Regions from separate parts of the Homo sapiens genome. Here region 1 is linked to region 2. The links are chromatin contacts, found by Hi-C or POLR2A ChIA-PET in ENCODE. All regions are on one chromosome and are shown on one strand. Each heading gives the region's core, a stretch centred on a gene start or an enhancer-like site at or near the end of the contact. The rest is flanking DNA. Distances are from core to core; before and after follow the strand shown. Region 1 holds the start of UPF3B (UPF3B regulator of nonsense mediated mRNA decay). Region 2 overlaps DOCK11 (dedicator of cytokinesis 11).

Region 1 (5,825 bases), core at 1-2,500, 1.3 Mb after region 2:
AAGAATGAAAGAAACCTTTTTCATTTACCCCTTTCCTTTTTTTTTTTTTTTTACCTCGTATCATTAGAAAAAAACTCAAAATAATCATGCTCAGGCATAGGTTGAAGATGTTCCTGAAGCTGCTCCTTGGTCAAAGTGGGAGGTAATCTTCGAATTACCACCTTAAGAAATGCATAAGGAAAATAAAATTAGTACAAATCAGTTTTCTGTCATACCTGAAAGAATCACAGTTCCTGAAGAAGGCTGGGCTTTAAAATATGAGATCACTTGTAAAAACCCAGGAGAAAATATTCTTCTGCAGCCCAATGCTCAGAATTAGTCAAACATAATAGTAACGCGGTTTAAAAAAACCCTTGGAAATGAGAACCACCTGGAGCAAGGAAAAATCGCAGGTTTTGCTCTTTACAGCAGCCCTGCAGTTTACCAGGTTTGTGCATCATTTTCGATCACCCATTTTTTAACAGATCTAGTGGCAATAACTTAGTAAGCCAACGCTGGTCTTTGTGGGTGCCACGAAATCTTGATTTAGCAACAAGTTTCTCCCACGTCCAACACATCTTAAAACAAAATCCTTGCCCATTGAACTTAAGAATTCAAAACTCTAACGAATACAAAAAATCTACCCATTGCTCTCAAAATAGGATGCTCTCGATCTACCCTCCTGTACCATTAATCACCCTGCACTCTCCCCCAACTCGCCTCCATGAATAATATTCCCATCCCTCATGTCTCCTTCACTATTTAATATTTCTCCCCAATTACACCTTTAGTTCCTCATTCTTTATACCGTCGCTCTTCCCTCCCATTATCATCTCACAGCTCTGACCTAAACCCTTCCCGTTTGGGGAGTCCCCTCTTTTCCTCACCCCCACCCAGGATTTGGCCGGGAGGGGCTCTCCCCATTTCGGGTGAATGGATGAACCAGGATGATGCGACTTCCATTCAGGCGAAGAGATAGAAGGAGAACCTGAGAAAGAAAGGGGGCAGCCCCATTCCCAGCCATCCTCCCCGCGCTGCGGACTCGTCCCGCCCTCTCCCGGGCCAGCGGCCGACCGGGCACCTTGCTCAGCGCTTCTTTCTTCTCCTTGTTGCGATCCTGCTTATCTTCCCCCTTGGAGCTGTCCCCCGAGGTCCCACCACCGCTGCCTGTGGCCCCGGCGGGGGTTAACAGGGTTACTCGCTTCTCCTTAGGCCTGTGCTCCTTCTCTTCCTTCATGGCTACGTCCCCCGCTGAAGCGGCTTGGCCGGAACGGGGTTACCCCGGGCACAAACGGCTCCCGGGAAGCTCCCGTCAAAGCTCCGCCCCCAACAAATGCCCCTTGTGATAAGTCGGGCCCCACGTTCCATTGGGTCCTGCCAAGCTCTCGCGAGACTTGGGCCTTTCCCAGTGCAAAGGTTTTAACACCTGGTTTTTACTTCCCGCCCGCCAAGTTCCTGCGCCACCCAATCCCCTCGCGGCCCAGACTCCCTCGGGGCCCGCCCCTTCGCGCGTCATTAGCAATTCCGCCATCTTGAAGTGACTCTGTCGGGGACTACAAATCCCGGCATACAAAGCAGCTACCCGCTTTTGTTGGGCGTTCAGGGGCCAGAGCTATCTCAGGGTCCCTGTTTGTGAGTAAATCGAATCCTTTCATCTTCAGAGTTTTCCAGGTCGAAAGATAGGTTCTTCACGCTTAGTTTCCATCAGATAAACTCAATGCCGTCCAAATTTTGCCTCACTAGGGGAGCGACTTGTATTTTTTATCATTGAATTCAGAGGCTTTAGCATTTATTTTCCTACAACTAAAAGAAAAAGCCTAACATTTAAAAAACTTTATTTTCCTTATATTGATTAGGATTTACAGATACTTAGTAAATACTACAATATTAGCCGAGTTCAGTGGCGCACGCCTGTAGTCCCAGCTGCTCGGGAAGGTTGAGAAGAGAGGATCTTGAGCCCAGGAATTCGAGGCTGCAGTGAGCCATGATCGCGCCGCTGCACTCCAGCTTGGGCGACAGAGCGAGACCCTGTATATAAAAAAGAAGGATAATAATAAATAAACACAAGATACTGATATTTAAAGGAGTAATATGACTAAAATATACAAGATTTGTTTTCATCACCTTATTTTAGCAAAAGGATCCTTCTCCCCAGGTACTGATGTCCCACAGGGAGGGGAATAAAAATAAAACCCAACTTGATTTAGTTGCGATCACCATCTTCACTTAAAAAGGGCCAATTTTACATTATTTATAATAACTCCAAACTGGAAACAATCCAAATGTGAATCTAACAGTGATTATGTTGAGTGACAGAATCTAGACACAGAGTACATGTTGTACAATTCCATTTATATGAAATTTTAGAAAAATAAAACCACAGTGATAGAAAGCAGATCAGTCGGCCAGGCGTGGTGGCTCACGCCTGTAATCCCAGCACTTTAGGAGGCCAAGGTGGGTGGATCACCTGAGGTCAGGAGTTCGAGACCAGCCTGGCTAACTTGGCGAAACCCTGTCTCTACTAAAAACAAAAAAAATTAGCAGGGCGTGGTGGCACATTCCTGTAATCCCAGCACTTTGAGAGGCCGAGGCCGGCGGATCACCTGAGATCAGGAGTTCGACACCAGCCTGGCCAACTTGGTGAAACCCTGTCTCTACTAAAATACAAAAATTATCTGGGCATGGTGGCAGGCGCCTGTAGTCCCAGCTATTTGGGAGGCTGAGGCAGGAGAGTCACTTGAACCTGGGAGGCGGAGGTTGCAGTGAGCCGAGGTTGTGCCACCGCACTCCAACCTGGGTGACAGAGTGAGACTCCATCTCAAAAAGAGAGAGAGACACAGACACCCATAGAGGACAGAAACCAAATTAAAGATGCAATAGGAGCCCAAGGCAGAAAGCTGCCTAAGGGCCAACTCCCATTTTTGCCGACCTCTAGAATATATTCCCCTGACTCTGCACTTAAATTTTCTCACTCCAATTGTCCAGCCTATTCTTGGATTCCTATTCCTGTGGCTAAAACGGTTTCCCTGTATTTGACATCTGTTACTCTTGCTTTCAGTACCTGGCCGTTCTTATGAGCCTTGTTTATGCATCTGCCTCTGACCTACTGCTTAGCTCTGCACTTGCATGTTGGTAGTGTATGCCTCTGTTTTGGTGTCCTCACTAGCTTTAAACCACCAGCTGTTTGTCAGTTGCCAGAATAAAGTGTCCCAGGGCTCAGTCCTTAGACCTCTTTTCTATGTACACTCACTCCTTTATTAATCTCATTCATTCTTTTGGCTTTTCTGTCTTTGCTGACAACTCTACTCTAGAATTTACATGTCCAGGCCGGGCGTGGTGGCTCACAGCTGTAATCTCAGCACTTTGGGAGGCCGAGGCGGGTGGATCACCTGAGGTCGGGAGTTCGAGACCAGCCTGGCCAACATGTGACATCCCGTCTCTACTAAAAATACAAAAAAATTAGCCGGGCGTGGTGGCAGGCAGCTATAATCCCAGCTACTCAGGAGGCTGAGGCAGGTGATTCGCTTGAACCCAGGAGGTCGAGGTTGCAGTGAGCCGAGATTGTGCCAGTGCACTCCAGTCTGGGCGACAGAGCGAGACTCCGTCTCAAAACCAAAACAAAACAAAAAAAGAATTTACATCTCCAGCCCATACCTCCCTGATGATTTCCAGAGTCATGTATCCAACTGCCTATTGAACATCTCCACTTAAGACGTCTAACGTGTTCAGCCACCGAATGCATCCAAAACTGAACACTTGATCTTCCCCCACACCAACTGTATTAGCCTCCTATTCCTGCTGTAACATTACCACAAATTTAGTGGGTTTAAATAATGCAAGTGTATTATCTTACAGTTCTGTAGGTTAAAAGTCCAACAAGGTTTTAGCTTTGTCCTGTGAGGGGGCAAAAAAATATAGTAATAATAAATAAACAAACAGTCCAATATGGGTCTCACTGGGCTAAAATCAAGGTGTTGGCAGGACTGAGTTCCTTCCTGGAGGCTCTAGGAGATAATAGATTTCCTTGTCTTTTTCAGATTCTTGAGGCGGCCCATATTCCTTGGCTTATGAACCCTTCGTCTTCAAGCATCTCTCTCTGACCCTGCCCCTACTTCTGTCTATTGTCTATATCTCTTTTATTCTCTGCCTTGCCATTCCAAGTTTTTTTTTCAGGGTCACAGTTCACTGAAGGCTTAAACTCCTGAGCTGAAGTGATCCTCCTGCCTTAGCCTCCCAAATAGCTGGGACTACAGGTGCATGCCACCATGCCCAGCTAATTTATTTTCATTTTTGTAGAGAAGGGGTCTCACTGTGTTGCCCAGGCTGGTCTCCAACTCCTGGCCTCTGCACTTTCCCCTTTCACTTTGAAGGACTCCTGTGTTTACATTGTGTCCGCCTGTAAAATCCAGGATAATCTCCCTATTTTAAGGACAGCTGATTAGCAACATTAATTTCCTTTTGCTATATAACCTAACACAGTCATGGGTTCTGGGGATTAGGATGTGTACAACTTTGGGGGAGATATTATTCTACCTAACACATACTGTAGACTTCCTTTTTGATGAAACTTTTAATTGCAGTATAACAGATGTACAGACAAGTGCACTAAAAGTAAGCATCCAGCTTGCTGAATTTTCACAAAGTGAACACACTTATGTAACCAGCATGTAGATCAAGAAACAAAACATTGCCAGCACTCCAGATGCTCTCTTCCTACTTGTTCCCAGTCATTTTCGCCACCAAGAATACCACTATCCTTTTTGCTTTTTCTTTTTTAGCAGCTACATCCTTTTATGAATGACTTCTAATACTATTGAGTTTGTCTGTTTTGAACTTTATGTAAATTGAATCATACAGCATGTATTCTTTTATGTTAGGCTCCTTTCTCTCAACATTTATGACTGAGATTTCTTTATTTATTTATTTAGAGACGGAATCTCGCTCTGTCGCCCAGGCTGAGGTGCAGTGGCGCCATCTTGGCTTACATCTTGGCTCACTGCAACCTCCACCTCCCGGGTTCAAGCGATTCTTCTGCCTCAGCCTCCCGAGTAGCTGGGAGTACAGGCGTGTGCCACCACGCCCGGCTAATTTTTGTATTTTTAGTAGAAATGGGGTTTCACCATATTGGCTGTTGGATACAGTGAGATCTAGATCTCTCTTCAAAGAATCAGTATGTCAGTATGTTCAGTTCTTTGTCCTCCATTGTAAAGTTTAACTTCCTCGTAGTTTCAGTAAACAACATTTTCCACCAGTTTTCATCAGTAGTTCACATCTGTTCCCCTGGTTACCTGCTCCGTCCTGACTCACCCCGGTCATCCGCTTTGACCTGAGTCACCCCTGGTCCCTGCTCTGACCTAAGTCACCTTTAGTTACCTGTTCCTAACCGTCCTTCCCACCAAACTATTCACCCCGCCACTCTGGCTCATACCCCTGGTCTCTTTAAAGTAGCCAATCAGAATTAGCTTAGACTGTGCAGTCCAACCCTAGCCAATAGGGGAGCGACACAGCAGTAGGGGCTACCTGTGTCAGGAATAAGAACCCCTTCCCCTCCCTTGTTCAGGTGTGCTCTTGCCATTACTCCATTCACGAGTCGCACCCTTCTATAGAAGTAAAAATTGTCTTGCTGTGAAAATTAAATTTATGTTCGAGTGCTATTTCTTTGTGGCACCGAGGAACAAGCATTTTGTTTCTAACATTGGCCAAGCTGGTCTTGAACTCCTGACCTCGTGATCCGCCCGCCTCGGCCTCCCAAAGTGCTGGGATTACAGGCTTGAGCCACCACGCCCAGCTTATTTATGTTATATGTAGCTGTGGATTATTCCTTTTCACTGTTACATAATATTCCA
Region 2 (6,400 bases), core at 3,036-5,535:
TGTGAGGTGGGATTTCAGTTTTTGTAACACACTGTCACTCCTCTGCCATTTAAAATCAGATTATACCTGGGAGAGAAGGATAACTCTGGGAAGTTGCATTAACTCCTTCAGACCTGAAGAAGGCATTTAGTCAATTATTGTTTCTGGGAACTAAATAATACCCTTGTCACTCAAAAAATTTAAAATAGCCTTTGTAAGTGGCTCCTCAGTCTCTAAGAGAACATGACTCATTCTTTCTTTGTAACTTGAAAGAAATCCAAGTGTCAGAAGACACTGGGAAATGGACTTAAGTTACACTTCTAAACATCAGTACTAGAGATCTTAAATATTAGGAAACCAATATGATATTGGTTTAAAGTTGATGGTTGGAGCCACTGTATTAGGATGAAAGGGCAAGGGATTGACTGGCAGTGCTTTCTAGAATATTCCTTGGGGAAATTCTTGCTGGCAGCATTAAGGCTCCTGAGCTCTGGCTGTACTCTGTGTACCATAGGCTGTCCTGTTCTTTTGTCCAGAAAGCCCACTCCCTGCTTTTCTAACTGCCTCATGGTTACACATGGCCTCATAATGTTTCTTCTGCCAGCTTAATTTATGGTTGCTTTCCCCTCAAGCAGCCTTTGGATCCATCTTCTGCATATAACCAGTGAAAAGAAACGGAGTATATTAGAAGATGCCTTGCATTAGTGCTGGGAGATGGATTGCATTCCTGTACTTCTTAAAACCCATGTCCTTGATAATACAAGATGGAGCTGTGGAGGGTGAGGTTCTCCATGTCTGGGTTCGCCTTTGCCTTTCATTGACCTCGGTGGCTGCCAGTCAATGGAAAAATATGATCAGGGTTCACCCTATGGAATCATTGCTTAATATCATAGATGACTCATTGGAATTAGTGTTGTTAGAAAATCACTTCCAGATGTGGAGCAGAAACTTTTCCAAAAGAGAGAAATACACTCTGGAAAACTGGGTTTTATTATTTTTTTAAATGATCTTAGGGCCAGAATTAAATCTGCTTGTGCGTGGTTAGTCAACATATATTTGGAGTTCTAAGTAGTACAATCCTGTTCACTTCCTTTAGACTGACATCCACATAAGTGGGGGCTGCCTTTAGCCTGCTTCCTTATCCTCTGTCAACTTCTGCCCTCTCCACATCTCCCATCTTCTCACAGTGATGAATGGCTTGGAAGCCTTATCTACTCCCTCAGGTTCCGGTCTCTCATTCCTTATCATTACCAGCAAAATTTATTGAGCATTCCTAGATACTGTGAAGGATGGAAGAAACATCTAGTTGGAAAGCAATAGAAGTTTTGGTCATATAGCTAAGTGACTGAGAATGAGCTCTGGTGTCCACTTCTGAGTTGAAATGCCACTTTCTGGCTGTGGAATATTGGGAAACTTACTCAACCTTTTTAAGTCCCAGTTTCTTTGTTTATAAAATAGGAGTGATGGTGATAATCATACCTACCGCATAAGGTAAGCATGAGGCCTAAAGGGATAATCCATGGTCAACCCTTTGCATAGGCTAAGTGTTAGCTATTATTATTCATCAATTCACCTCCGTGTGTAGTTTTTGTATGAAGGGGGAACATGAACCATTAGTTCTAGACTGACACTCTCCAAAAAGCAACCACAGTGTTTGAATTTTGGAATTCTCTTTAAGTTTATTTCACTGCAGCAGAGAATTCACTGGCTTCTCATATTCACTACATTTTTAGTTGTGCCCTGTTAAAAGAGGGAATGTGTTGTCATCTCCTTGGAAGCACCACATGACAGACTTTGTAGTTCACGCAATAGTCAGAAGGAAAGTATTTGTAAATAGCATACCCTGGAGCTCTTGCAAAAGCCACGTCTATTCTAATAAGGTGTTTTTGGTAAATGAAATCTTATGTTTTCCATCCTACTTATTTTTCACAACGTAACCTATTATCACATTGTATTTGAGTAGTTTTCTATTGAATATGTATTCTCCCCTCCCTCCATCTCAAATGTAACATATCAATAAGTGTGTTTCTATACTAGAATGTGGTAAAAAAAACATTTCTAAAACTTGAAAACTGCACTAGAAGAAGAAAATATCATAACCATTCCTATTACATAGAGATTTACATTAATATCTTTACTCTTTAAAGCATTGAAAATGTTTGGGAATTCACAAAACTGCTGCAGAATCTGCTGTAGTGGTTAAGAGCATGCACTTGGCCAGGCTCATTCCTGTAATCCCAGCACTTGGGGAGGCTGAGGCAGGCAGATCACTTGAGGCCAGGAGTTTGAGAACAGCCCTGCCAACAAAGCAAAACCCCGTCTCTACTAAAAATACAAAAATTTAGCTGGGTGTGGTGGCGGGCACCTGTAGTCCCAGCTACTCAGGAAGCTGAGGCAGGAGAATTGCTTGAACCCAGGGGGCGGAGGTTGCAATGAGTGATATTGCACCACTGCACTCCAGCCTGGGGTCAGAGTGAGACTTTGTCTAAAAAAAAAAAGCATGCACTCCAGAGTTAAATAGAGCCTGGCTTTGAATCCTGACTATACTGGTTTTCTGTTGCTGCATAGCAAATTACCACATACTTAGCAGCTTAAAATAACACACTTATTATTTCACAGTCAGAAGTGTAGGCATGGCTCAGCTGGATTCTCTGCTCAGGGTTTTACAGGTGTTGGCAGGACTGCATTCTTATCCAGAAGCTCAGAGCTTTTCCAAGCTCATTCAAGATAGCACAATTTGGTTCCTTGAAGTAGTTGAAATGGTCCCATTCAGCTGGGGGTTGCTGTCACCTCCTAGAGGACATCCTCAGGTCCTGGACAGATAGGCCTCTCATCATATGGCAGTTTACTTCTTTAAATCCAGCAGGTGTATCTCTCTCTTCAGGATGGGCCCAGTTCCTCTTCTAGAGATCACTTGATTAGGTCGGGCCCACCTGGAATCCTCTCTGTTTTGATTAACTCACAGTCAGTTGATTCCTGACCTAATCAGGGTAGGGATATCTCTCAATATTCACAGGTCCCGCTTACATTCAAGAGGAGAATTAAACAGGGTGAGTAGACCAGGAGGCAAGAATTCTAGGGGCATCTCAGAATTTGGCGTACTACGCTGACTCTATTTGCTCACTTGGGCAAGTTTCTGACCTCTCTTAATCTGTTTTCCCATTGATAAAATGTGAGTAGTGATAGTATTCTCTACCTCATACAGTCATTGCTAAAATTAAATGAGGTAACGCATGTAATGCATTTCGCATAGTACCTGGTGCTTAGCAAGCTTTCAATAAATGTTAGAAGCATAATAGAGAAGAGTTACATTTCTTCCTCCTGTCCTACATTTTCTTTCATTTCCCCACCCTCATAATGAAATGGCTTTGAGGGTAGGACATATGGTCACATGCTAAAGAAGTTGAGTTTTTGCCCTTAGGATTTGAATTAAATACAAAAAAGAACTTACTGAGCATAAAGGTTGTTTAACATTGAAATTTCTAAGCCATTTGTATGTCTAGGTGGAGACCTTTCTAGAAATATCCTTCTCATTGGATTCTTGGTTAAATGAATGCATGTGCAGCAGGCAGTTCATGGGGTTTTAGGTGTGCTTCCTAGGTAAGAAGATTTTAGGTTATTTACTCTGCTTATGAAAAGACAGTTTGGTAGGTTGGTGATCTGTAATTGTCAATACCTTTCAAAAACAAATCAGTACTTTGTAGAGCGAGAAATTTCAGTTTACAGGACCTGCACTGTGCACTGTGTTTCTCACGTTTAGTAAGGATATTCAACAGTTCAGCCTCACGATAGTCCTGAAATTTGGACTGAGTTTATTCACATAAGCTACTGAGACACAGCCATTTCTAGAGGATTTGAGTATAGTTCCGGGGCTATTCCTAGAAGAAAATGAATATGTATTGCTTTTTCTCATTGCCTGTGTAAATTGATCATACTCAATAATACTTAGAAAACAAACTCCCATGTGACAAATAGTTGGTTCGAAGGCCCATTTTGCAGGGGGGACTGAAGAGAAAGGAAATAAGGGGCAGAGAGACAAGAAGGGGAGTTTGATCCTCCGAGATGGAACTGAACTTGGGTGTCACTTTTCACAATAATTACTCAAGCATTCCTCTCCATTCAGTAGTGACAAATCTGCATGTTTGTCTTCTATGTGAGAAGTTTGGAAGTTTGAGTGTGTAGTTAAGAACCAGCCAGAAACAGAGAGCTGGTAGGGCTGAGGAATCGTATAAGCCTGTAAGATCTATGTCCTCCCCACCCTGCCTGTTTGCCCTTGCTGGGCTCACTACCACACCCAGATGAGTTTCCTTTCTGTGACTGTCATTAGTACACAAGTGCCCCACCGCATTAGCTGCCTAAAAAGGAGCCAAGTTGGGGGACGATTGATGAGTTTGTGACCTCATTGAGAATACCTCAGTTCTTGTTCCTTCACCCACAGAAGGGTAAAAAGGAGGTATTAGGCGTACCTTCTCCATCCATATTTCAGGCTGTCTGTTTGCTCCCTAAAAATTCAACCCATACCTTCTTTAAAAAATAAAGTTGATTACATTAACTTTATTTGTCGGTGTCCTCTGATTTTTTTCTCAAATCAGAGGACACTAACAGGAGAGTAAAAAGGCAACCCACAGAATGGGCAAAAGTATTTGTAAAGCATATATCTGATAAGAGATTAATGTCCAGAATAGATAAAGAACTCCTATAATGCAACAACAACAACAAACTTGATTTAAGTCAGGCAAAGGACTTAAATAGACATTTCTTTGAAGATGATAAACAAATGGCCAATAAGCACGGGAAAAGATACTCAAAACCATTAGTCATCAGGGAAATACAAATGAAAACCACAACGAGATACCACCTCACACCTGTTCTGATGGTTGTTATTCAAAAAACTGGAAAATAAGTGTTGAGGAACACGGGCGGGGCGGACCTGGAACCCTTGTGCATTGCTGGTGGGTAATGTAAAATGGTACAACCACTATGGAAAACAGTTAAGTGGTTCCTCAGAAAGTTAAATATAGAATTACCATATAATAGACTGGGAGAGGTGGCTCACACCTGTAATGCCAGCATTTTGGGAGAGGCAGGCAGATCACATGAGGTCAGGAGTTTGAGACAAGCCTGGCCAACATGGTAAAACCCCATCTCTACTAAAAAATATGAAAATTAGCTGGGCGTGGTGGCGTGTGCCTGTAATCTCAGCTACTCAGGAGGCTGAGGCAGGAGAATCACTTGAACCCAGGAGGCGGAGGTTGCAGTGAGCCAAAATAGCGCCACTGCACTCCAGTCTGGGTGACAGAGCGAGACTCTGTCTCAAAAAAAAAAAAAAGTATTACCATATAACCCAGCAATTCTATTAGGTGGAATTGGGAAATTCTCCCCAAAAGAATTGAAGGAAGGGACTCAGATACTTGTTTCACACCACTGTTCATAGCAGCATTGTTCACAATTGTCAAAAGGTGGAAACAGCCCAGTGTCCCTCAGCAGATGACCAATGGAATATTATTCAGCCTTAAAAAGGAAGGAAATTATGACACATGCTACAATATGCATGAAGCTTGAGGACATTATACTAAGTGAAAGAAGCCAGTCACAGAAAGACAAATTTTATATGATTCCACATATATGAGGTACCTAGAATAGGCAAGTACATAGAGACAGAAAATAGAATAAAGGTTACCAGGGATGGGCGGGGGCGGTGTGGAGGAAGTGCAGAGTTGAATGCGTACAGAGTTTCTCTTTGGGATGATGAGGAAGTTTGGAAATGGGTAATGATGATGATTGCAGAGTAATGTGAATATAGTTAATGCCAAATGCAGACACTTATATAGTATATACTTAACGAAGTATATACTTTAAAATAGTTAAAATGGTAAATTTTATGTATATTTTTACCACAATAACTAAAAAAACCAAATTAAGTTGATTGTATGTTTTGGATTATACCAGCGGTACTTGTTTGTGCTAGAAAACTCTGGGGGAAAACAGAAAAGGAAAAAAAAAGAAAAAGAACGTAACACCTCCATTTGGAATACATAAATCTTTAATGTTTTGATTTGACCATGTTTCTTTTTAACTACCCTCCCCTTGTCAGCAAAAATGACAATCACTTTCTACCACTTCCCGTATAGGTGGCAAAATAGTGCCTACTTATTCCCTGTGAAATTTCCATGTCTTAATTCACAAACAGAAAAGAAAGAAGAAAGACCTGAGCAGTGAAAAACATCGCTTCCCTGCTGGGCATTCTGTTGTAAACCTATCCTTAGCAAGGCGGTAGTTCCCAGGCCATGACATCTTGGGAGCAGCTACCAAGACAAGCACAAGGACCTGGGGTCAGCAGGTCTGGCTTCCAGCTCCAGTCGTATGAAAGATATGAGCCAGGGCTTTCAAGTCTTCAGTCATTCTCACATCCCTTACTAAG

Evidence for each region. Hi-C counts contacts between places; a loop is a spot of excess contacts on that map. ChIA-PET counts read pairs that join two places held with the same protein, here RNA polymerase II (POLR2A). Pooled maps may share reads with other maps.
Region 1: a loop to region 2 is called in a pooled map, with 2.0 times the contacts of the local background. The contact joins the promoter of UPF3B here to the enhancer-like site in region 2. A Hi-C loop is called at or near these places in 3 of 50 pooled maps. POLR2A ChIA-PET finds 5 or more read pairs at or near these places in 2 of 52 experiments (T-cell and activated CD4-positive, alpha-beta T cell).

What each region holds. Positions count from the first base shown.
Region 1 is chrX:119,851,713-119,857,537 of GRCh38, forward strand. It overlaps UPF3B (UPF3B regulator of nonsense mediated mRNA decay), which reads right to left and starts at 1,251. Exons shown (of 11, transcript NM_080632.3): 1 at 1,061-1,251; 2 at 55-161. The coding sequence starts at 1,216. RefSeq lists an enhancer at 1,226-1,285.
Region 2 is chrX:118,519,851-118,526,250 of GRCh38, forward strand. All of the region lies in intron 1 of DOCK11 (dedicator of cytokinesis 11), which reads left to right. Among named protein-coding and RNA genes, the nearest start is that of DOCK11, 27 kb to the left of the region's middle. RefSeq lists an enhancer at 4,330-4,389. Within about 2 kb of position 4,286, at least 3 of the 41 ENCODE cell types and tissues checked have a DNase peak (open chromatin) inside an H3K27ac peak, as active enhancers do.